Regions from separate parts of the Homo sapiens genome. Here region 1 is linked to region 2. The links are chromatin loops, found by intact Hi-C in ENCODE. Cell type or tissue: A673. All regions are shown on one strand. Links, peaks and the distances in the headings refer to the core of each region. The heading gives the core; the rest is flanking DNA.

Region 1 (11,680 bases), core at 2,002-10,001, 820 kb before region 2:
CACTCAGTTCTTGGTCTCTCAAGGCAAACACTGTCTCATTTCACTCCTAAACTAGGGAACTGCAACAAGAGTCAGTTACTCAGGCATCTCTGAATCATATTAATAGGCCCTTAGGGTAGCCATGGGATCACATGGCTGGCTCACATTTGCTTTTCTTTCCTCTTCTCACTTGTCCTATTGTTCAGAGTACAGTGTTAGATAGGATTTCATACTATGTGTGATACTTAATTGTGGCCCAAAGGTCACCCCAGCTATGGTCCCACTCTTTGTATCCCCAGGGCTGCAAATGAGGACATGCCTGTGTGGGCCATGGCACTACGACTCCAGAGAAGAGAAGCTGTTAAAAGGGCTACATGGGCAGAGAAAGAAGATATGCCTGAGTCCACATCAAGGTTTTTCACTGGGCAGAGTAGTGATATGACCTTGGGCAAATAATTTAACCTATGTCTTAGTTTCATCTAGAAAATAGAGATGGTAGATTGCAGGTTTGTTGTCTTTAAGCAAATGAATGTATCTGGAACACTAGAACATAGAAAACACTTAGTGAATGGCAGCTACATCATCATCATCATCATGATCATCATCGTCATCATCCCCAAGTTTAGCTGGGAGAGTTTGCTTGGCTGCTTCATAGAAGAATTGCAATCTGGCTTGCCCCAACATGTATAGGTGAAAGGATAGAATATTAAACTCTAAAAAGATTTACCCAAATTAGTTTCATTTCCCTCCTCACATTTTCAAAAATCTTCTTTAGCATGGCATTACATGGATTGTAGAGCACTGGAACATGAGAGTTCTCATCCCATCTCTTCCAGTAGCCATTTGTAGGGCCTTGGGCTTCCCAGAGCCTGTGTTTTCTTGGCTAGAAATGGAAATTTATGCACACTTTGCAAGATTGTTCAAAGACATGATGGGGTAAGGCATGTGATGTTCTTCATATTGTGTCTGGTATATTGCAGGAGGGCCATGAATGCTGGTATCCCTTCTACTCCCTGGGGTCTGAGCTCCACCACTTTATTTGGAAAAGAAGGGTTTAAGGGGAGTTGGGCTCATTTTTCCTCCAAGATTTTTCACTTCTAATGTCCTGTGACTCTTGCAACCTTCTCATGTGGTATATAATGTCATTTCCCAAAATACAGAGAAGAAACTGGGAGATAAACAGCTCTAGAAGGTTTCAAAGCCACTGGCTCTTATCTCCATAGTGCTAAATTCTCTTTCCTGGTTGTTCAGGGTGCCTTATACTGCAATCTGAGAACTCTTCTTCCTGATTTCCTTTGATAAACTCTATAGCTCTCTTGGACCCCTTGAAATGTGAATATTTATATTTATTGGCTCATCATCTTTGTTTAACACATTCTTTAAAAAGTTGTTCTGGCCGGGCTCGGTGGCTCATGCCCGTAATCCCAGCACTTTGGGAGGCCGAGGCAGGCAGATCATGAGTCAAGAGATTGAGACCATCCTGGCCAACATGGTGAAAGCCCGTCTCTACTAAAACACACACACACACACACACACACACACACACACACACAAATTAGCTGGGCGTGGTGGTGGGCGCCTGTAGTCCCAGCTACTCGAGAGGCTGAGGCAGGGGAATCACTTCAGCTAGGGAGGGGAGGTTGCAGTGAGCTGAGATTGAGCCACTGCTCTCCAGCCTGGTGACAGAGCGAGACTCCATCTCAAAAAAAAAAAAAAAAGTTGTTCTGTATTTTGTATCCTAATTATGAAGGCCATGACCTGATTTGCTTCCCAAACACAACCCTCAAGCAATATTTCTCATCTTGGTATATATCATTTTCTTCCATTCTGTTAGTCAATTAAAAATCAAGGTGTCATTCTCAAGTCCTCTCTTTCCCTCACTACCTATACCAAGCCATGAACAAATCCCACTGATACTACCTTTAAAACATATCTAAATGTGTCAACCATCTTCATTCCCATCAATGTCATGCTGGGCCGAGCCGCCATCATTTCTCCTGGAGGATTACTATAGCAGCCTCCTCTGTTCTCCACAAAGGATTTGTTCTCCACATAGTAACCAGAGTTTTTAAAGAATGTGAATCAAATAGTGTAATTCCCCTGCTTGATATCTTCAAAGATTATTCTCTTTGGTTTTCCAAGGCCGTGTATGATCTGGCCATCATCTGTCCTTTCCAAACTCATCTTATGCCATTCTCCCATCTACCAAGCTTCAGCAGCTCTGACCATCTTTCTGTTCCTTGAACACCTCTCATTTCTGTCTTAAACTTCTTGCTCTAGCTGTTTCTTCTGCCTAAAATGTTCCTACTCCTGATCTTCGTCTTGGCTAGCTACCTTGGCATTCATATCTAAGGGTAAATATCATCTTCATAGGGAGGACATCCTAGATGGCTCAATCTAAAGTATCTACTCAACCACTGTCTTCCACATAACTCTATTTTAATTCTCTCCAGGGCATATATCACTAAGATTTTTCTTATTTAAGTTTTAATTTTCTGTATCCCCCCATTAGAATATATGCTCCTTGAAGTGAAGACACTGGCTTATCTTCTTTGCTGCTGTACCCGGGCAGAGCCCAGAGCTGTACATGGCACAGAGTAGCTGTTCAATAACCCACTGAATGAATGGAGGCAAATTCATCCTGCATTGGATTTATATCACTATTTATCATATCATGCCGCTAGAGGGCAATACATCACCTAATTAGAATGAGGAAATCAGTGTCCCTTTCTTCCAAAAGGAACTTAATTGATTTTTAAAATTTATATATATGAGGTGTACATATTTCGAGGGTACATGTGATAATTTGATACATTCTTATAATGTGTAAAGATCAAATCAGGGTAATTGGGATATCCATCACTTTAAATATTTATTCTTTATGCTAGGAACATTTGAATTATTCTCTTCTAGCTAGATTCAGGTGTATGATTGAGCTTAATTGATTTTAATCATTAATGTGACAGACATTTATTTAAGAAAAACACTCTGAAAAGGAGCCACTAGCTTTTCAAACCAACCACCAGGCACTGCCCAGGAGAAAGAAGTTTTTTCCAGGGTTATAAGTGGTAAAATAGTTTTAAATAGACTCTGTATTATTCAGGTTAAAAAAAAACTCATATAAAATGAGAAAGCATTCATGTCCATGATATGAAATTGTTTGGGAAGTCAGAAGGAAATTAAACAATGCCTTATTTTATCCATCTTTTACACACATACACAAAAATGTATTTCTTGGCCACTATTCTTATTTTTGCTTTTTAAAGTTCGAACCCTGGACATCTCATGGGAGTAGGGATTCTGAAAGAGATTTTCTTTTTTTTTATTTTTATAATTCCATTTCTTTCCTAAGCTTTTCTTTTAAAGTAAGCAGCATGGTGTGTCTAGGATATGTCATTGAGTGCTAAGACATCCATGTTCCTGCTGACAGGTCTGCCTCGTGGTAAGAACAGCGAGAGTGACTAAGCTCCAGTGATAAGGGCAATGCTGTTTCTTGAGCCTGCTGCAGCACCTGTCATGGGAGGCAGAGAGAGCATGCAAATCCCTCAGGCCCATGTCTGTTCAATGACAAAAGGAAGGAGGATGCACTATTCCCAGTGACCTCAAGATGGCAGTGGAGAAATACTCCAAATGAATTTCCTGAGGTCACCCCCCGATCCAGCGAAGGACCACTGTAATGGTTGGTTAGCTATGAGGACAGTTTCAGCGCCACATCGGGTCAGTTACCATGACAGCTGGAAAGCTCTCCTGGAATCTATGAGTTTCTAGCTGTCCTGTCGCCAGAGATGACAAGTGACTTATAAAGGAAAAGTTTGAGCCTCCCTAGAAAAACCTTAAATTTGTTTTTAATGTTGCTGACATGACTTACTGTGGCAGAAAGGCTTCTCAGTGTGAGTGCCTATGGCCATGGGATCTTGATTGGTCAGATGAGGCTGGGACCTTTGCATTTCCAGGGCTTTGCTGGAGTAGGAGAGTGGCCTCAACTTTTCTCAGCACTTAGGAACAATGAGAATGGTTTAGGGCACCTACCATGGGCTTTGGGGGATGTATTAGTCCGTTCTTGCACTGCTATGGAGAAATACCTGAGACTGGGTAATTTATAAAGAAAATAAGTTTAATTGGCTCATAGTTCCACAAGCTATACAGGAAGCATGGCTAGGGAGGCCTCAGAAGACTCACAATCATGGCAGAAGGGGGAGGGGAAGTAGGCTCTTCTTATGTGGCCAGGAGGAAGGGAGATGTTGGGGGGAGGTGCTACACACTTTAAAACAACCAGATCTCATGAGAATTCACTCACTATTACAAGAAAAGCGAGGGGGAAATCCGCCCCCATGATTCAACCACCTCCCACCTGCCTCTCTTCTAACATTGGGGATTACAATTCAAAATGAGATTTGGGTGGGGATACAAATCCAAACCATATCACAGAAGGAAATAAGATCAGCTTTTGCTTATTTCCTTAAATTTTGTTGAGTACGGCAGGGTCTATTGAATCCTCACATCTAGTACAATAGATTACCAGCAGCTCAGGAAGAAGGATGCAAAAGGCATGAGAATGACCCCCCTCTGGCCTCCTTCAAGGAGGTGAAAGAACATTATCTCCTACACCCGTGTTCCAATTTTCAACCACAAAAACACACATATGTATGTGCATTAGCAAACACTCACTTGTTGAACACCTACAAAATAGTTATTATACTCATGGAGTCAAATGGAAATGATGCAGAATTAAAGTTATGAGAGGTATCAACAAAACGTTATTGAGAATTCAAAGGACAAATGCCTAAAGCTTTGATTAAGAGGAAATTAGGTAATATTTCATGGAGTAAAGACTGGCCATAAAAGACTGAGTAGGATTTTAGGTGGATGGAGTTGGGTGGTGAAAGGGAGGGCATCGCAAACCAGAGAAAGAGAATAAGCAGAAGTATGAAGGGAAGATCACTCTGAGTGTGTCCGATATAGATAGAGTACAGGCCTAGTATGGGAAGTAGCAGGTGATAAGGCTTTAAAGCAGTGGTTCTCAATCAGGGGAGATTTTGCCACCCAGGGGACATTTGGCAATGTCTGGAGACATTTTTGGTTGTTATAACTAGGTGAGGGTATGTTATTGACATCGGGTGAGTAGAAGCCAGGGATACTGCTAAATACCCTACAATGCACAGGATGGCTTGCCACAACAAAACTTATCCAGCCCCAAATGTCAATAGTGCCAATATTGGGAAACCCTTTTTTCGGGAAGATTGGTCTTGGTCACAGAAGACCTTGAAAATCAGGGGAAGGGAAGGGAGCTTACTTGGTAAGCAAAGAGAGTACAGAAGATTTTTAAGTGGGAGAGTGAATGTGTTGATATTATGATTTATGGGCATTATATGGATATAGGTACAAATATAACCTTTTCCCTCCCTCATCTTCTAAGGAGAAACCTTATTGGCACTACTTGGCTAGCCAGCCTTTGCTGTGCTTAGAGGGTAATAGGTAGAGATGCAGAATTGCAGAAGCCCAGGTAAACTAAATTAATCTCCATGTAAAAGGACATGGAGCCTCCCAGAGAAGAAAAAATGCAAGAGGTGGAGATGAGAGAGGCAAGAGAGATGAGTGAGAGAGTGAGGAAAACAGCACAAGATGCAGTTACAAAGAGGGAGCATCAAATTAGGTCCTGTGGGGAGATGCTAAAATAAAAAACCTTGCTTCTGCCCTTACTGAGCCCACCATCTCCTAAAGATGATGATCTTACATTAAGTAAGTCCCTATTATTCACAGAGGAAAGTATACAGTCATCTCTCCATTTGCCGGTTCCGCATCTGCAAATTCAAACCAACTATGGGTTGAAAATGTTTTTTAAAAATAACAAAACAACAATAAAAAATACTACAAATAAAAATACAGTACAACTATTTACATAGCATTTACATTTTATTAGGTGTTATAAGTAATCTAGAGATGATGTAAAAGTTATGTGCAAATACTGTGCCATTTTATATAAGGGACTTAGAGCATCCCTGAATTTTGGTATCTGCAGGGATCTTGGAACTAATCCCCAGTGGATACTGAGGGACAACTGTGTGTATTTTCACAAGGCTTTGTCGTTTCTCGGAGCTTTCACTGATGAATAAAATCTAGGTGATCTCAACTCAGGGGTAAAAGTCATTTTTGGCTGCTTTCTTTGTGGGTTTTTCTTACATAGAGCATGAAAGAAAAAACTCACCGAATCTATCCAAGTCTAGGATTAAATTATTTCTGTCTTTCGGGCTGAAGATGGATTTGATGCTGATGACTAAAGATAGCCAGTTGCCCCTTGTTACAGGTGGGTCCTCACAAATTTGGCCAGTAGAAAGCTGCAGTGGAGACACTGTTAAGACTGCAAGAATATCAGTTCCTCATGTCACAGTCAGCTGCTCTGGTCCATGCACCTCTGCCAACTTCCAGTGGCTAATAAGCTTTTGGCCCAGTGATGGAAGCAATGGTGCCAATGACAAATATAAACAAGGTCCTCTGCCAGGAGCAAAAGCTGAAATCTTTCTGGTAATTGCAGCCTGACATGTGCATGGCCCCAGGATCGTGTGCCATCTCCACCACAGTCATTTACTATCTGTCGTGGCTCCAGGGACCTCATACAACATAATGGCTGCCATGGACACCGCATTATCCTGAATATGCCAGGGCAAAATGACATCATTCTTTTTGTAACTCCCCAGAGTTGGGAATGAATGGATATTAGGAAGGACATCCACAGAGCTGGTCAGTCAAGAATGAAACCTATGCACCAAACTGAGAAAAGCTGTTGATAGAGGAATTTTAAAGAAGGAATAGGGAGAGGACTACTTCTCTGTTTTTAGCTGGAAGTTCTATCATGTACAAATGCTTTTGATCACTACTTACAGCATGTCCAGCAATGATGGCTTGAAAATGGGAGATTATTGTATGACAAGAAGTCCTATGCAGGAGGATTTTCTGGTTATAACAACTGCTCTATCATGCATCAAGGACATAGGTTATATATGTCTTTTCTGTCCTTCATTCTCAGTAAGTTGGATTTTAGTTTTTATTGTTTCATGGTATTATTTCAGGTATCATATTTAAGGTGGAGGCAAGAAGAATGGGAAAGAGGTGGTGCCAGCCATTCTGCCCCTTCTTTCAGGAAAGGAGAAACTTTTCCCATTACATTTCATGGACCAGAACTGGGTCATCTGATCACCCCCAGCTCTAAGGGAGGCTAGGAAAATGAGTGTCGTCTAAGAGCAAAAGGATTGACGTGACCAGTCACGGTTCATCTCCAAGGGCGGGCTGTTTGTTATCACAAACAAAATTAGGATTCCATTAACAAGAAGGGAAGGGAGTTATTGGGTAGACAACTCACAGTGTCTGTCACAAGCCCTTGCCATCCCAGACTTGCTGGCTTGTGAAGTGTGGTCTTCAGGTGGTGTGGGATGGAAACACAATGGGCTCCATCACTGTTTGCAGGTGTTCCCCTTGCTGTGCATGCCTTTCTCCCCCTCCTTTTCTCCTTTTCTCTTCTGAACTAACTTCTCCTTATACCCAGGGCTATGTTCCTAGTGAATTTCTGCTCATCCTCAGGCTTCTACTGAACTCATCTTCATGAGCATTTCCTGGCTCTACCTCTCAGTGTTAAGCAGGCCCATCTCTGGCCTCATGACAAACTGTGTTGGCATGTATCACACTGAATTGTAGCTGTCTGTTTTCTTATCTTTGCTCACCACTAGATTGGGCTCCTTGAGGAGTCTTATTCATATATGTCATATTCATGTTTATGTCCCCAAGACTGGGCACAGAGCCAGGCACGTAGTAGTCACTTAATAAACACCAACTGAATCAGTGAGAACCTCAGCGAGTTTTGCTGCATGCTATAATTCCTTAAGAAATAGTATTTCTGGATAAAACACACACAGAGAAAACTTCATTATTTGGGGATTGTGAAAGAACACACTTCTTAAGGAAGAGGTGCCCTGTCTCAAAGTGAAGATGCTTCTGCCTGGTGTTTCTACCTGTGTGTGCTGGCTTCCTGTATAGCCAGGCCCTTATTTACCCCAGCTCCATTTGTTTGCCTACCCCAGCTCCCCAAATGTAGAAGTGAGATCACCCTCCCTCATGGGCCATCTCTGGGAAGGCAGTGTTTCATTGGGAGAGCCTAAGCTTTGGAGATTTGACTCTGCCATTATCACATTCTACTAAAGAGCAACACAAGTTAGCCTGTTAACTAGCCTCATTAAACTTCAGTTTGCTCATTGGTGAAATATGACAATAACAGTAACTTCAGAGGAGTATGTTGAATATGAAATGACATAACACATGTAAAGTGTTTGGCACGTGGTAGCTGCTCAGAAAAGCATTATGATTAGTGACTGCGTCTTGGATCTTTAATTATATGGTTTTATCAGTTCAAAGTTTCCTTATTTGCAGGTGATTTCACTACCCTAGAACCAAAATGAACCATGTTACACAAATGAAGTTGGGAAATTTCTTCGCTCCGTATACGCACATATGTAGACAGCTCCATATCCCACAACCTCGTGATAATGAAATCCCTCGCCTCTAGGAAACATCACAGAATATCAGCTTGGGAACACTGTGTGTTTTGCATGTCAATCTTGTAAGCATGAAGACCTACTTATAGTAAGGTCATATGTGTTCTATAATGTATTTGAAAGATTTCTAACTTATCACCTATTTATTCTTCTATTGGGATATAATTTACACACTATAAATTTTACCCTATAAAGTATACATTTCAGTGGATTTTAATATATTCTGGCTTGCGTGACCATTATTGCTATCTAATTCTGTTAAGTTTTTCATCACTCCCAGAAGAAATCCCATACCCATTAGCTATTAATCCCCATTCTCCTCTCCCCCTCAGGTTCTAAAACCACTAATTTACTTTCTGTTCCTATGGATTTGCCTATCCTGGATATTTCGTATAAATGGAATTATACAACTTGTGGCCTTTTGTGTCTGTCTTCTATCACTTAGCGTGATTTCAAGGTTATCCACATTGCAGCATGTATCACTACCTCGTTCCTTTTTATGGCTGAATAGTACTCCATCATATGGCTATGCCACATTTTGTTTATCCATTCATCCATTGATAAATATTTATATTGTTTCCACTATTTGGCTATTATGAATAATGCTACTATGCAAATTTGTGTGTAAGTTTTCGTGAGGACGTATGTTTTCATTCTTCTTGGATATATACCTTGTAGCAGAATTAGTCAACCTTTTGAGGAACTACCAGACTGTTTTCAAAGTGACGGCTATATTTTATATTTTCACCAGCAATGTATGAGGATTCTAATTTCTCCACATCCTTATCAAAACTTACTGTTGTCTGACTTTTGATTTTAGCCATCCTAGTAGATATTAACTGGTATTTTACTGAGGTTTTGATTTGCATTTCTCTAATGACTAAAAATTTTGAGTATTTGCAAATTGTATATTAACAAGGTCTACTACCCAAATATATATAGAATGATTAAAAATTGACAAATATTTGAATAGACATTTCTCTAAAATTTGAATGTCTTTTTTGGAGAAATGTCTATTCAAATGTTTTGCCCATTTTCAAATTGGGTTCTTTGTCCTTTTATTGTTGAGTTGTAATCATTCTTTATATATTCTGGTAGTAGACCTAATAAAAGTCTACTACATTTATTAATATATAATTTGAAAATATTTTCTCCCATTTTGTGGGTTGTGCTGTTCACTTTCTTGATGATTTCTTGAAGATTAAAATTTCAAAAATTTAACTTTGATGAAATCCAATTATCTATTTTTTTGTTCTGTTGCTTGTACTTTCCAGGTCATATCTAAGAAACCATTGCCTAATTTCAAGTCACAAATATTTACACCTGTTTTTCCTAAGACTTTAATGGTTTTAGCTTTTACATTTAGGTCTTTGGTCCATTTTGACATATTAATAATTTTTGTATTTGGCATGAAGTGGGGGTACAACTTCATTATTTTGCATGTGGATGTCCAGTTGTCCTAGCATTATTTGTTGGAAAGACTATTCTTTCTTTCTTCATTGAATTATTTTAGCACCCTTGTCAAAAATCAACTGACCATAAATGTAAGAATGTAAGAATTTGTTCTTGGACTCTACTCTCAATTCTATTCTGTTGACTACATATTAGTCAGGGAAAGAGAATCAATTACTTACACACACACACACGCACACACACACACACACGTACACATACATATATACAGGAAGGAAGAAAGAGAACAAGGTTTATTGCAAGGAATTGGCTTATACAATTGTGACAAGCCTAAAGTTGTCAAGAAGGGCAGGCTGAAACTCTCAGGCACAAGCTGAAGCTTCAGTCCACAAGCGGAATTTCTTCTTCTCCAGGGAAGCCTCAGTTCTGTTCGTAAGTCCTTTCAACTGATTGATTCAGGCCCACCCAGATTATCTAGGATAATCTTCCTTACTTAAAGTAAACTGATTATAGATTTTGTCACATTTACAAAATACCTTCACGGCAATACCTAGATTAGTGTTTGATTGAGTAACAGGAGACTATTTCCTAGCCAAGCTGACACATAGAACTGACCATCACAATCTGCTCAGCCTTATGCCAGCACCACACAGTCTTAATTACTGCAACTTTGTAGCAAGTTTCGAACTCGGGAAGGTGTGAGTCCCCTTTGTTCTTTTTCTAGAAAGTTTTGGCTTTTCTGGGTCCTTTGCTTTTCCTATGAATTTTAGAATCAGCTTATCAATTTCTGTACCTGCATTTATTTTTATATTAAGATAAATTGGCAACTTTGAAATCTAATTCATATGATTAAAAGAGTGGGCTAAGATGTTCTGCTTTGTCTCTGTAGGGGATAAAAATGAATTATCTTGGAGGCGGGGCACTGGCTCATGCCTGTAATCCCAGCACTTTGGGAGGCCGAGGTGGGCAGATCATCTGAGGTCAAGAGTTCGAGACAAGCCTGGCCAACATGGTGAAACCCAGTTTCAACTAAAAATACAAAAATTAGCCAGGCATGGTGGCATGTGCCTGTACTCGCAGCTACTCGGGAGACTGAGGTGGGAGAATCTGTTGAACCCGGGAGGCGGAGGCTGCAGTGAGCTGAGATTGCGCCACTGCACTCCAGCCTGGGTGACAGAATGAGACTATATCTCAAAAAAAAAAAAAGTAGTATCTTTTCCTTACCCATCACAAGGTTCGTGGTTGAGGCCCTTATAACAAAAGACAGATTAACAAAAGAAAAGCATAACACATTTATTTGTTATCAGTTTTACATGACTCAGGAATGTAAGACCTTCAGAAATGAAGACCCAAAGAAACAAGGGAAACTGTATTTTTAAGAACATGTAGAAGTTTGATTGGAGGACAAAAGATGTGATCTCATGGTCACATTAACTGGGGGAACATGGCAATGCCTGTTTTTTCAGATTAATCTCTGTGTCTCTGTATTTCCAATCCTTTCTTCCAGGTATAGGGAGGACCTCTGGAATGAGGGTCTTATTCCTACTTTACAGGAAAATCAGAGAATTATTTTATGGCATGTTTCTGCCTCAAGGGAGAAGGACAGGAGAAGGTCAGAGAAGCCTTCCTGCTTTTGCTGTTTTCTCAAATGTCAAAGTGCCATATTTTGGGGTAGTGTGTCCTGAACTCCATCATCTCTCAGGATCATTTCATGTATTTCCTATCTCCTGCCAGCAATATTATGT
Region 2 (11,680 bases), core at 2,447-10,446:
TGAGGCAGGAGAATGGTGTGAACCCGGAAGGTGGAGCTTGCAGTGAGCCGAGATTGTGCCACTGCACTCCAGCCTGGGCGATGGAGTGAAACTCCGTCCCCCCCCCCCAAAAAAAAACAAAAAAATTCAATTCTGATTAGAAGCACTGTGAAAAAGCTGGCGGGTTTTGAGAAATGGAGTCAAAACTCTTTGTGAAAAAATAGTGTAACTCTTATGGCAAACAGCATATAGGATTTTTGGCCCACTTTTTTAGTAAGTCGGAATCTCCCATTTTTGCATCCTGCTAAGCCTAATATTTCCAGAGATGAATATCAATCTTTGGGGCTACATTTGCCATGACAATTGTGAATGGCCCTATATAATCTTGAAAAATGAATCCAGGGCAAATAGAAGACTATGGCACAGGTTGCAAACTGGAGACCTACAACTCAGCCTGCTTCACAAATACATTTTCTTTGGCCTGCACAGTATTTTTTTAAAAAAAGTTTAGCTACTTTTTAATGTTTAAAATGTTTTAATTGGGCTATTTCATATTAACATTTTAATATTTTGTTTTAATATCTTATTTTAAATTTTCATATTAAAAACACAGATTTCTGGTTTCCCTTGACAACTTGGATTGTTCATTTCCACAAAGCAGCAAGAGGTTGAAGTTCAATAGCGAGGACCCTCTTTAAATAGGGTATGCCCTGTTCAGTTCTCCACAGTTCCTGCTGCTTTCTGTGGTCCCTCAACTCTAAGGTCAAGGGCCTTCTGCCATATATTATGTCTCTTGCTCTATTGCTTCTCTTTATTTACACCCAGGTAGCTTCTATGGACATTTGACTGTGTGACATCAAGTTTATTATATTTGAATCCTGGGGGACTTTAACACCCCTTCAAAGGAGAGTTATTTTCACAAGACTATCTTGAAAATGCTCAGGGGGAAAAAAAAGTTTTTCTCTTTTTCATCTTAATTAGTTTTTTGGGTCGAATAGTAAAAGAAAAGAAGAAAAAAATTACTACAGCATGTAGAAATCTCAATACATAAAGTACCTAAGGAAGATTTTTCTTACTCATTCTAACAATTATTACACTATGTTTTTTCCATCTTTGATTTGACCTCAATCATGGGAAAATCAGCATCTTGAATTACTCAGTCTTTCCTAAGGCCAATTCTAAATTTCAGGTTAAAACTGAGTCCTGACAGTGATTCAATTTCATGACTCGAGGGAACATCTTTATATTCCCCATTGTTCCTAGCACAGTCCAGTCCATGGTAGGCCCTCTATAAAGACATATTGGATCACTATCTAAAGATGACAGGTTGAACATGTGCATGTCTTCTGTCAGCCTTAACAAAACACACAAAAATAACAGGAAAGGGTGTTTTTCTTTAAAAAAAAAAAAAAAAAAAAAAAACACAAGAGGCACCCTCACGCAGTGGCTCATGCCAGTAATCCCAGCACTTTGCGAGGCCGAGGCAGGTGAGTCACCCAAGGTCAGGAGACCCTCAGGTCAGGACAAATAGAAAACATAAGAGTATTTATTTAAAAACCAGAGGAGAAATACAGGAGATTCAACATCTGAATAATGGGATAACAGGGAAAATGGAAAGGGGAAAGGTAGAAATCACCAACAGAAAACGGTCATGAGAATTTTCCAAAGTTGATTAAGAACATGACTTTCTGCACTCAACGGGCCTGGTATGTGTCCAGTCCAATAAATAAAAACAGACTTATACGTGGCTCATAATTTTGAATTTCAGAACTCAGAGAACAATGAGAAGATCCACAAAGTTTCTAAAGGGAGAAAACGTTAGACATCAACAATCAAGATTCAGCATTGGATCAGACTTCTTAAGAGAGCACAGAAAACTAGAAGAAAGTTGAATAATGCTACAAAATTCTGAGGGAAAATAATTTATATTCTAGAATTCTAGGCCCAATCAAAATATCACTTAAATGAGACATTTAGAGATTCAAGTTCTCCAAAATTTTCTTCCCTATGTATTCTTTTCAATGAAACTTCTAAAGGAGGTCCTCCATTAAAAAAAAAAGAGAGAGAGAGAGAAAGCCAGTTAAAAAAAAAAACTTAGAATTCAATAGACCAATAGAGTGGGGATGGAGCCTACACATTTGAGAGGCAAAGGTAATCCCCAGCACAACAGTAATTACAGGTGCCAGTCCAGGTTGTATCAGAATCACAGTTCCAGCCTATGCTAGATCAGGCAAATCCATCACATTAACCATTAGCTTAATACAAAACATGGACTTCTTCAAACCCAATTTACAATATGATCACTAATATCCAGAAGGGTGGAAAGCTTTGGGAGTGGGTGTGGCGGGGAGGCATTTTTCACAAATCATGTATGCTTTTTGGAGACAGAATTAGTTCTTGTGTCATATTTTCCTATCCTCCATCTCCAATTTCCCCCCAAACCTATCAAGATCTATGTAACAGAAATGAAATATTAAATACCTTTTCTTTTTTAAACAAATTTTTAAATTTTAGAATCGTTTTTGACTCAGAAAAGTTGCAATAACAGTACAGAGTTCTCTTATTATACCCCTCACCCAGTTTCTCCTGGCTCATTTGTCACAACTAGGGAGCCAACACCAGTACATTACTATTAACGAAATTCCACAGTTTCTTCAGTTTCACTAATTTTTTTTTCTATTCCAGGGTCATATTTCCAGGATATCACATTATATATAGTCATCATGTCTTTTTAACCTCCTCTGTCTATGACAATTTCTCACATTCTCCTGGTTAGATGTTTTGTAGAATGTCTTTCAATTTGGGTTTGTCTATTTTTTTTTTAATCATGGTTAGTGTGTTATTCCATTCTCACACTGCTATAATGAAATACCCGAGATTGGGTGATTTATAAGAAAAGAGGTTTAATTGGCTCAGAGTTCCCCAGGCTGTACAGGAAGTGTGGCTGGGGAGGCCACAGGAAACTTAACGATCATGGCGGAAGGTGAAGGGGAAGCAGGCACGTCTTACGTGGCTGGGGCAGGAGGAAGAGAGAAGCGGGGAGGTGCCACACACTTTTGAACAACCAGATCTCATGAGAACTCTATCATGAGACAGCATGAGGGGGATGGTGCTAAACCATTAGAAATCACCCCAATGATCCAATCACCTCCCACCAGGCCCTACCTCCAGCACTGGAGATTACAATTCAGCATGAGATTTGGGTGGGGACACAGAGCCAAACCATGTCAGTTAGACTGGGGTTATGAGTATTTGGGAGGAAGACAATGAAGGTAAAGTGCCATTCTCATCATATCAAGAGAACATGCTATCAATATGACTTTTCACTGATGATGTGTTGGAGCCAGATGATACATTTCTCCGCTGTAGTTACTTATTTCCACTTTCCACATTCTGCTTTTCACAAGTAAGTCACCAAGCACAGCTCAAACTCAAGGGTTGGAGTGTTAAACTCTACCTACTTGAGGGGTGGTGTTGAGCTTCTCCTATTTGTTTGTTTATTCAAGCTTTGACTCATGAATATTTATTTTATACTTTGGGTTATAATTTAATACTACCTTATTTATTTTGTTGCCCAAGTTATTCCAGGTTTGTCCACTGGCAGCTTTAGTTTGGCTACTGTGTTCCTCTGACATGCCTCATTTTTTTTGTCTGTTTTTGTGCTTTGAGCACTTTCTTACCCTCTGGTTTTACAAGATGCTCTAGGTTCATGGTGTATATTCCCTGCATCAGCTCTATGATCAGTCATTTTTCTATGGAGCCTGGCTCCTTTAACTGGAGTCTATCATGTGCCTCTTCTTTATTGCTGTTATTTTTTTACGGCTTGACTCTTTCTGTAAAGTTAAGAGCTATTTGGAAGATCGGGGAAGGAGAAATATATTGATTTCTTTCTTCATGATTAATGTATAATTTATTTTAACATCTTAATCTAGCTTCCTACAAGACAGAGACAATATTAATTGTCACTTATCCTAGGTAAACATTACTAGAAGTTGAAATTTTCATTCTTAACCTTATTCCCTTAGAAATATTATTTAACTGGCAACTTAACAATCCATCCGAAGAATGCTAATCAGGTATTCTAAGAATTAGATTCTGTGTTGCTAAGTATCTTAAAGGCAAGGGCCACATAAACTTATAGGATAATTAATATTCTTAGACTTCACATTTTTATTAAGAATATCTAATAGACCAGCCTGACCAACATGGCAAAACCCTCTACTAAAAATACAAAAATTTGCCAGGCATGGTGGCAGGCGTCTTTAGTCCCAGCTACTTGAGAAGAGGCAGGAGAGTCGCTTGAACCTAGGAGGCAGAGGTTGCGGTGGGCTGAGATCGCACCATTGCACTCCAACCTGGATGACAAAGCAAGACCTTGTCTCAAAAAAAAAAAAAAAAAAATCTAACATACTTTACAAATTCGATACTCTGAGTCATTCAGTCGGTACACAGGTATTGTCATTTATTTTTTAACTTAAGGAAAAAAAAGATATCTTCATTCTACACATAAAATGAATGACCAAAACTAGGCCTAAACAATTACTTCATAAGGAGCAGTTAAGTTAAATTAATCTGAAATCTATGCTATGTAAATGCAAATTCAAAGTTAATTATATTTTTTCCCAAAAAGCTACATTTGCATTTACAGATACAGGGCTCAACTCAACTGTCTGTGTCAAATGACATAATCTGGTTATTAGACTTATGATGGGATTTAAACATTTTAGTGAGAGGAGAAAAATAAAATATTCTTTTGTTTAAATTAAGTTTGGAATTCAAAGGATTTGTTCATTTGGTTCTCCAAGTTTTAACTTTCAACATGAGAGAGTCTTGAAAGTAGTATCTTTGCTTCAAAGGCTTTTGCTTTCAAATTTAACTTTTACTTTGAAACTAACTGAAAGGGAACTAAGTGTATCAGAACCATACCTAATCCCCTAGAAGTCAGCATTGCATCGAGTTTATTAAAATTAAACACTCCTCTTTTTTCCTCTCCTTCCCAAACAGACATCTGGCAATAAAAAGCAAATCAGCTGAGCTAGGATAAAACAAGAAATGTTTTTCCTTCGCTAGTTCATTTGGAAAAGTCACTTTGCTAATTGAGAAAAATTTTAATGAATTTTACTTGTATTAAAATAAAGGTGATTGCTTCATGGCAACAATGTACTCATTTGAGAAAGTCATTACATTTATGTATTGTGTTGTCATGTAAATACTTTTGCCAAAATGTATTAACAAGAAATATAATATTATGGTTCATGGTTCATGTAATATCTGAAGAGAATAATTGTATAACTAATCAGTGAAAACAAAGCAAATGTTCCTCTTGGGTTTGTACAATAAAAATGGAATTAAAATTATTCAGGCTCAAAAATGCAAATATAACACATCTCCACCAGCAGAAAAATAAAATTTTAAAGGCAAAACTTGTATGTTCAATTCCTCTAAAAGTCTTAGTTTGATTCCCAAGCCTCATCAAAGTTCACTTCATGAATTTTTACAAAGTAATCAAATATTTCATTGTTTTAAAAACAATAAAATTATTATTCATTTTCCTGAACAAGCTCACTGATATTCAGAACACATTCTGGGGAAATTTAATGCTAATCAGTGCAGTGGCAGCAACCAAAATGGCACTTTAATGTATTAAACAGTAGCATAAGATTAAATTCACAGTAAACTTAACAGGAAATAGCCAATATCAATTTAAACACATGAAATCTTGGGAAACGGTAAAGATTAGAAATGACCTGAAGTAATAACCAAATTCTCTTGCAAAGTATAGGCCTTATATTAGACAACAGCACCCCCTACCGGAAGCTTGAGTCCGGGGAAGGGAATCTGTGAGGCTGGCAGGTGGAGCCACCATGGAATTCAAGTGCATCATCAGTCCTAGAATCATTTCTTTTCTATTGCATAACCACAAACTTCAGGTTCATCACCTAGAACTTTCATTATTCCCTCAACTGTAAGTGGGCCAGAAATTGATTCAGAATGTTTTATTAGTAAATATTTGGTATGTCTTTTTATTTAAGAAGGCTAAAATTCTGTGATAAATACCTGACATTAAAAAAAAAGAGATATCTGGTCATACAGTGATCTTGATTAGACTTCCTTGGAATTTCCCCACAGTGCTCAAAATTGTTTCTTTTCTTAGTAGATTATATATTTCTGAGGGTGCTTTGTTCTGATACCCCAACAAGCATGCATGGTGGCTATACTTACACATTTATATACAAATATTAATACATGCAAATACACACATACACACACATACCATATACACACAAGGTGCAACTATGATTCAAAGTGGAACATAGCAGTTTAGAAGCCTCAGTAAAATGGAAAGTCTTTGCCATCAGTTTACCTTCCAGTGTTCAGGTTTCTGGCTTTTTTCTATGATATTGTTTGGGTGAGTACACATCCTTAACAATCACTTACAAGAAGAAATATGAAAACTTCTGAGGGATGATAAAAGGCAGTCATCTGACAAACAGACTAGCCATATCTACAAAACACCCTCTTTAAAATATTAATATAAGCATAGGTGATCTTTAGACTGAAAAAAATACTAATATGAAATGCCCAACAGTGTTTTGAATGCAGCAATTAAATAAAGCAAATATCTAAACTGGGTTATGCCCTATAACTAAAGGAAACCTCAGTCACGCTGACTTGCTAAACGTGTACATGCCACAAGAGTAAGCACAGTGATCAGAGAAATAAACTGAAGAAAAAAATCAGGGGGGATCATTTTTTAACAGATGTTGCAGATCAGTAGAGAGAATGGAAGAGGAAAATAGAAGCAAGCCTGAAAACCAAATTGGGCTTGAAGAGCAATCCATATTACTATGAAAAAAGATGGGAACAGCTCTGAGCTTTGCATTTTACTTTATGAACACCCACCACCCACCTCCAGCACCAAATGCTTTAGTTTTGTGACTTTCATGTGAATGATTTTTATAAAAACACACCAAGGAGGCATAGTACCCAATGAAGGCAATCCGATCTCAGACCATGTTCATTCTCCTAGCCAAGTGAAAGGAGAAGCTTTCTTTTCCTTCCTCGAAAGTTTTAGAGTGCACAGAGGAGGCCAGAAGCAGCCAAATTGGAAGGCACTCTGTTTTTAACCCTCTTGCTTGAAATACAGAGTAAAATCATTTCAGAGAAAGGTTAAACATCTACTCAAAGTTGTCTACAGGTGGGAATGTTTGTTTCCTGAGGTTAGAAGCACATCATGGTCCAGGCGCAGTGGTCCATGCCTGTAATCCCAACACTTTGGGAGGCTGAGGCAAGCGGATCACTTGAGCTCAGAGTTCAAGACCAGCCTGGGCAACACGGCAAAACCCCATCTCTAGCAAAAATACAAAAAATTAGCCGGGAATGGTGGCATGCACCGGTGGTCCCAGCTACTCAGGAAGCTGAGGTGGGAGGACCGCTTGAACCCAGGAGGCAGAGGTTACAGTGAGCTGAGATCATGCCACTGTACTCTAGCCTGAGTGACAGAGTGAGACCCCATAAAAAGAAAAAGCAGCTTATGCATTCCTCAAAGAAACACAATCAAAAGTATTTGCAATTACAGGTATTTGAGGGGCAGCCACGTAGTAGTTGGAAAAAGCAGGGAGTCAGGACACAGGGGCCCAGAATCCTGTCCCAGTTTGGCCCCACTATGTGCCCCTGCATGTCATTCCACTGCTCTGTGCCTTTGTTTCTTCATCTATAAAGATGAAGACACTTGACTACATTTCCGTCTCAGTCTTTGATGACAAAGAAGTTTTAATGAGGATTTAGTGTTCAGACAAGACATGATCTAACAGTGTATAACAGTGCTTCATAAAATGATCATGGTGCAAAAAGGGAGAGGCTTCACAGGATCAAAGAACTATAGTTATGATGGATCTTCCCTGGATTCACTCATTCATTTATCCTTCCGTGGGTGTTTATTAAGGGTCTAGTATGTGTCAGACTTCAAACCAGGCAATATAATACAAATTTGAATAAGACTCACTGTCTTCTCTCAACGAACTCACAACTTAATGGGGAAGAAAGACAAATCTATCTGTATTCACAATACAGGGCAGGTAGTTCTCTACTAGCATATGCTAGAGTACTGGGGAGCATGTCTGGAGGATCTCAAGCAGGGAGGAAAGGGTGAAAGCTGTCACTAAGGAATGCTTGGAAGAGGCAACCACAAGCCTGACCTTAAAGCACGAACAGGTGTTAGCCAGGAAGAAAAAAGAAAGGAGGGGCATTTTAGGCAAAGGGAGCAGTCTTTGAACTAAAGACTGGACCAGGGAGAAATGTAGAAGATTCTGGCAACTTCAAGTAGTTCAGTGTGGCTTGACAGCAGGGTGTGTCCAGAGAAGCTCCTGCAGAGGGAGTGGGAGTGGAGGCTGAAGTACTGAAGGAAAAAGCTCATTCTACCCAGCATGGGGGTGGGGACAGCACAGAATAGACTGGAGGTTTTGAAGACTGTTGGCGAGAAGAGCAGAGTGGTAGAGCTTGTGATAATTATCTGTACCAAGGCCACAGCAGTGGAAATAGAGAGTTGGAAAAGAAATTGCAAAATGTTTATAAAATAGAATTAACATGTTCAGTGATTGATTGTGTTTGAGTGAGGGAGAGGGAGATGTTGAGGATGACTTACTTTCAGATTTCTGGCTTGGATGGCTGGTGCTGGGACCAGCAATGCAGGATGGAGATCGGACTGGGTGGAGAAAGATGCAGAATTCTGCCTGGGCCGGGGATTAATGAGACATTCAGATGAAGGTCTCTTTAGGGCTTCTGGAGGATAAAAGAGTTTAGAGAAAAGCAACAAATATTCCCAACACCCTTCATACCATCCATTAGCTTCTGAATAAGAACTCATTCTCATGACCACATCATGAAAATGTATCATTCTGGACCTCCTCCACTGTTCTTGCAGATCTAAACACAGCCTTCTGTCATCTTGCGCTGTCTCCTAAACTCCCAATCTCATACTCACACTTTACCTAATCTTCAACTTCATCCAGACTCCAGTTTGCAGGTTGCTGCTCATTTTCTCAGCCCACCAGGCTCCTTCCAGCTCTACTTTCTTCCCTATCTGGAGAAGGGAATCATATTTGGTCTTATTGTGATACCATCTAGAATCACATAGAAGAATCACATAGAAACGCATAGGAGACACTCATCCTGATCACACTGAATGATCTCTTAGACTCAGACCTCAATATTCACACAGTCCCTAACACATCCTCCCCCAAAAAACCAGAGTTTAGATGATGCTCCACTCACTTCCACACAACTACCTCTGCATTGTCCCAAACCAGGTATGGGTTTTGTTTTTTGTTTTTCTGAGATGGAGTTTCTTTCTTATTGCCCAGGCTGGAGTGCAATGGTGTGATCTCGGCTCACTGCAACCTCCACCTCCCGGGTTCAAGTGATTCTCGTACCTCAGCCTCCTGAGTAGCTGGGATTACAGGCATGTGCCACCACACCCACCTAATTTTTTGTATTTTTAGTAGAGATGGGGTTTCACCATGTTGGCCAGGCTGCTCTCAAACTCCTGACCTCAGGTGATCCACCTGCCTTGGCCTCTCAAAGTGCTGGGATTACAGGCATGAGCCACCACCAAGTATGTTTTAAAGTGGCCCGAGATTGGATTCCTGGGCCAAATCCTCTCCCTTTAGAAAATTCAGAAGCTGCCAGGGAAGATCACAATTTTAAAATGGCAGCTTCTCTGAGCCATTAGACAAGTCTCACAGTTGCTAGACTTGATGAGTTACTCCTTTTATTTTTTCAGTAAGTACTCAGTGAATATTTGTTAAGCAAATGGTATTTTCAGAGTATGTCTGTAGCCTTTAAAATTTGATTCTAGGCTGGGGATGGTGGCTTATGCCTGTAATCCCAGAGCACTTTGGGAAGCTGAGGCAGGAGGATCGCTTGAGCTCAGGAGTTCAAGACCAACCTGGGCAAGATGGTGAGAGCCCATCTCTATTTTTTTTTAATTATTCTCTAAATATTTTAATAATAAAATACTTAAACCTTTTAGCTGTCTGCTGAAATGCCAACCCAACAGGGATCATTGATAAATATGATGATAAAGAGAAATAAATGTACCCAGTTACCCCTGGAGAAAGTATCAGTATCCCCATATAATGAACGTGAACAGCCATCTGAGGAAGTAAACCAAGATGTCATTTACAAATATGTAACATAAACCCTTACAATTGGAACCCACACAATTCCAATCAAGATGACCTGGAAAGGGTGTTTAGAAAGGAAAATCTTCTGTAGCTAATTATATGGTACCAAGACTGGAGATGGACTGTATGAACTGTCCTGGAAAGAGAGTAACCTATCTGAATGACAAGGCTGCCTACACATTTAAATCATCTCTGATTCTGTCTGTTTGTAAACTTCTGATTTTCTTGCTAGCTGTTTGACTACAGAAGAGGATATATTGGTTGTACAGATGGAAATGCACCATCTTCCTGGCAGTTATATATCATATTGCCAATTAATAAATTTGTATTAATTCAGCCTTCTCTACTGGGTTTAGTTATGTGAGTTGCCATCTCCAAATCCTATGTAGATGGATACACATTCTGCAAACTCTTAAGGTTTGAAAGCCATAGAAAAGTAAATTCCACCTTGTGAAACCCTCTGGGACAAGGCTTGCTAAACCCTCCAGCCATATACCTGAATGTGACACCTACAGGGCAACTTCTGTAATATTTGAATGGCAACCCCAATGGATAGTCAACAAAATAGTTATTGACTTTGCTGCACATATGTGTGGTTGTCAGTAATCATAATAATTCCTATTTGTCCAATGGCTACCATGTGTCAAGAATAGCTCTAGGTCTAATCAAAAGTATGTAACATTTTTTCCTTTAAATCTATTTTGAGCAATTGATGCTCTCTTAAAAAAAAGAAAAACAATCTTATTTATAACAGTGAAAAACTGGAATCAGCCTAAACGTACAACATACAATAATAAAGAGGGATCTCAATTGGTGAAAACACATACATGAAAAGACTAAAGAGCTACACATCGAAAAGTTAACAGACAGAATCTGGTGTCTTTTTCATCATTGGCTTTGTTCTTTTATATATTTACATTTTTTTCTGCACTGAATATGTACTTTATAATTCAAAAGTTTTCATTCACTGCTAATTCACAAAAAGAAACTTCAAAATTATTATTTGTCTTCAGAGTCTTCTTTGGGTCTTATTTCAACGGAATGTGAGAGTTCTTTAAAAATTACATTGAATTATTAGATGAAGTACAATTAAATTGTCCCTTTGGTTTACTAAAGAGTTAATCTGCCATTATGCTTGCACATATTTGGCCTCTCATTCAAAGCAAACCCATAGAGCAATATCAGCCCAATTTTGCTTCATTACCATAGCAACATAATGATGACAAAAGCACACGGCTCCTTCCCTCCCTCTCACACATATGCCCTGTTACTGTTTCTCTTTCACCTATTTTCGTTCATCGCCATTTTCCTCCATCTATATATTTTTTATCCTTTTTCCTATACTGGCTTCCTTCTTCCCAAAAAGTTTATGTGTGGCAAAAAAAAAAAAAAAAAAAAAAAAAAAAAAAAAAGAGTGTATGTTACTAATCATAACACCCTCAATTTAAAATGCCAGTTGGTTTTTTCTGTTTTGTACTCTTCAAGACTCTTCCTAGTCAACCTTAGGTAAGGAACAG

What was found. Peaks named below come from ENCODE experiments on the same cell type or tissue, not always from the same donor. Only the 100,000 strongest peaks of a DNase experiment are listed, where the experiment ranks them.
Region 1: it touches region 2 in a loop (12-fold over the local background); 92 of 110 quality-filtered maps call a loop at or near these places.

The regions. Positions count from the first base shown.
Region 1 is chr14:56,487,924-56,499,603 of GRCh38, forward strand. No RefSeq gene overlaps it. Among named protein-coding and RNA genes, the nearest start is that of TMEM260, 86 kb to the right of the region's middle. In A673, for the core only: CTCF peaks have their summits at 2,671 (motif pointing right) and 3,590 (motif pointing right); DNase peaks (open chromatin) are centred at 2,668 and 3,568.
Region 2 is chr14:57,311,636-57,323,315 of GRCh38, forward strand. No RefSeq gene overlaps it. Among named protein-coding and RNA genes, the nearest start is that of AP5M1, 49 kb to the left of the region's middle. In A673, for the core only: a CTCF peak has its summit at 5,791 (motif pointing left); a DNase peak (open chromatin) is centred at 5,776; H3K27ac peaks cover 1,144 bases.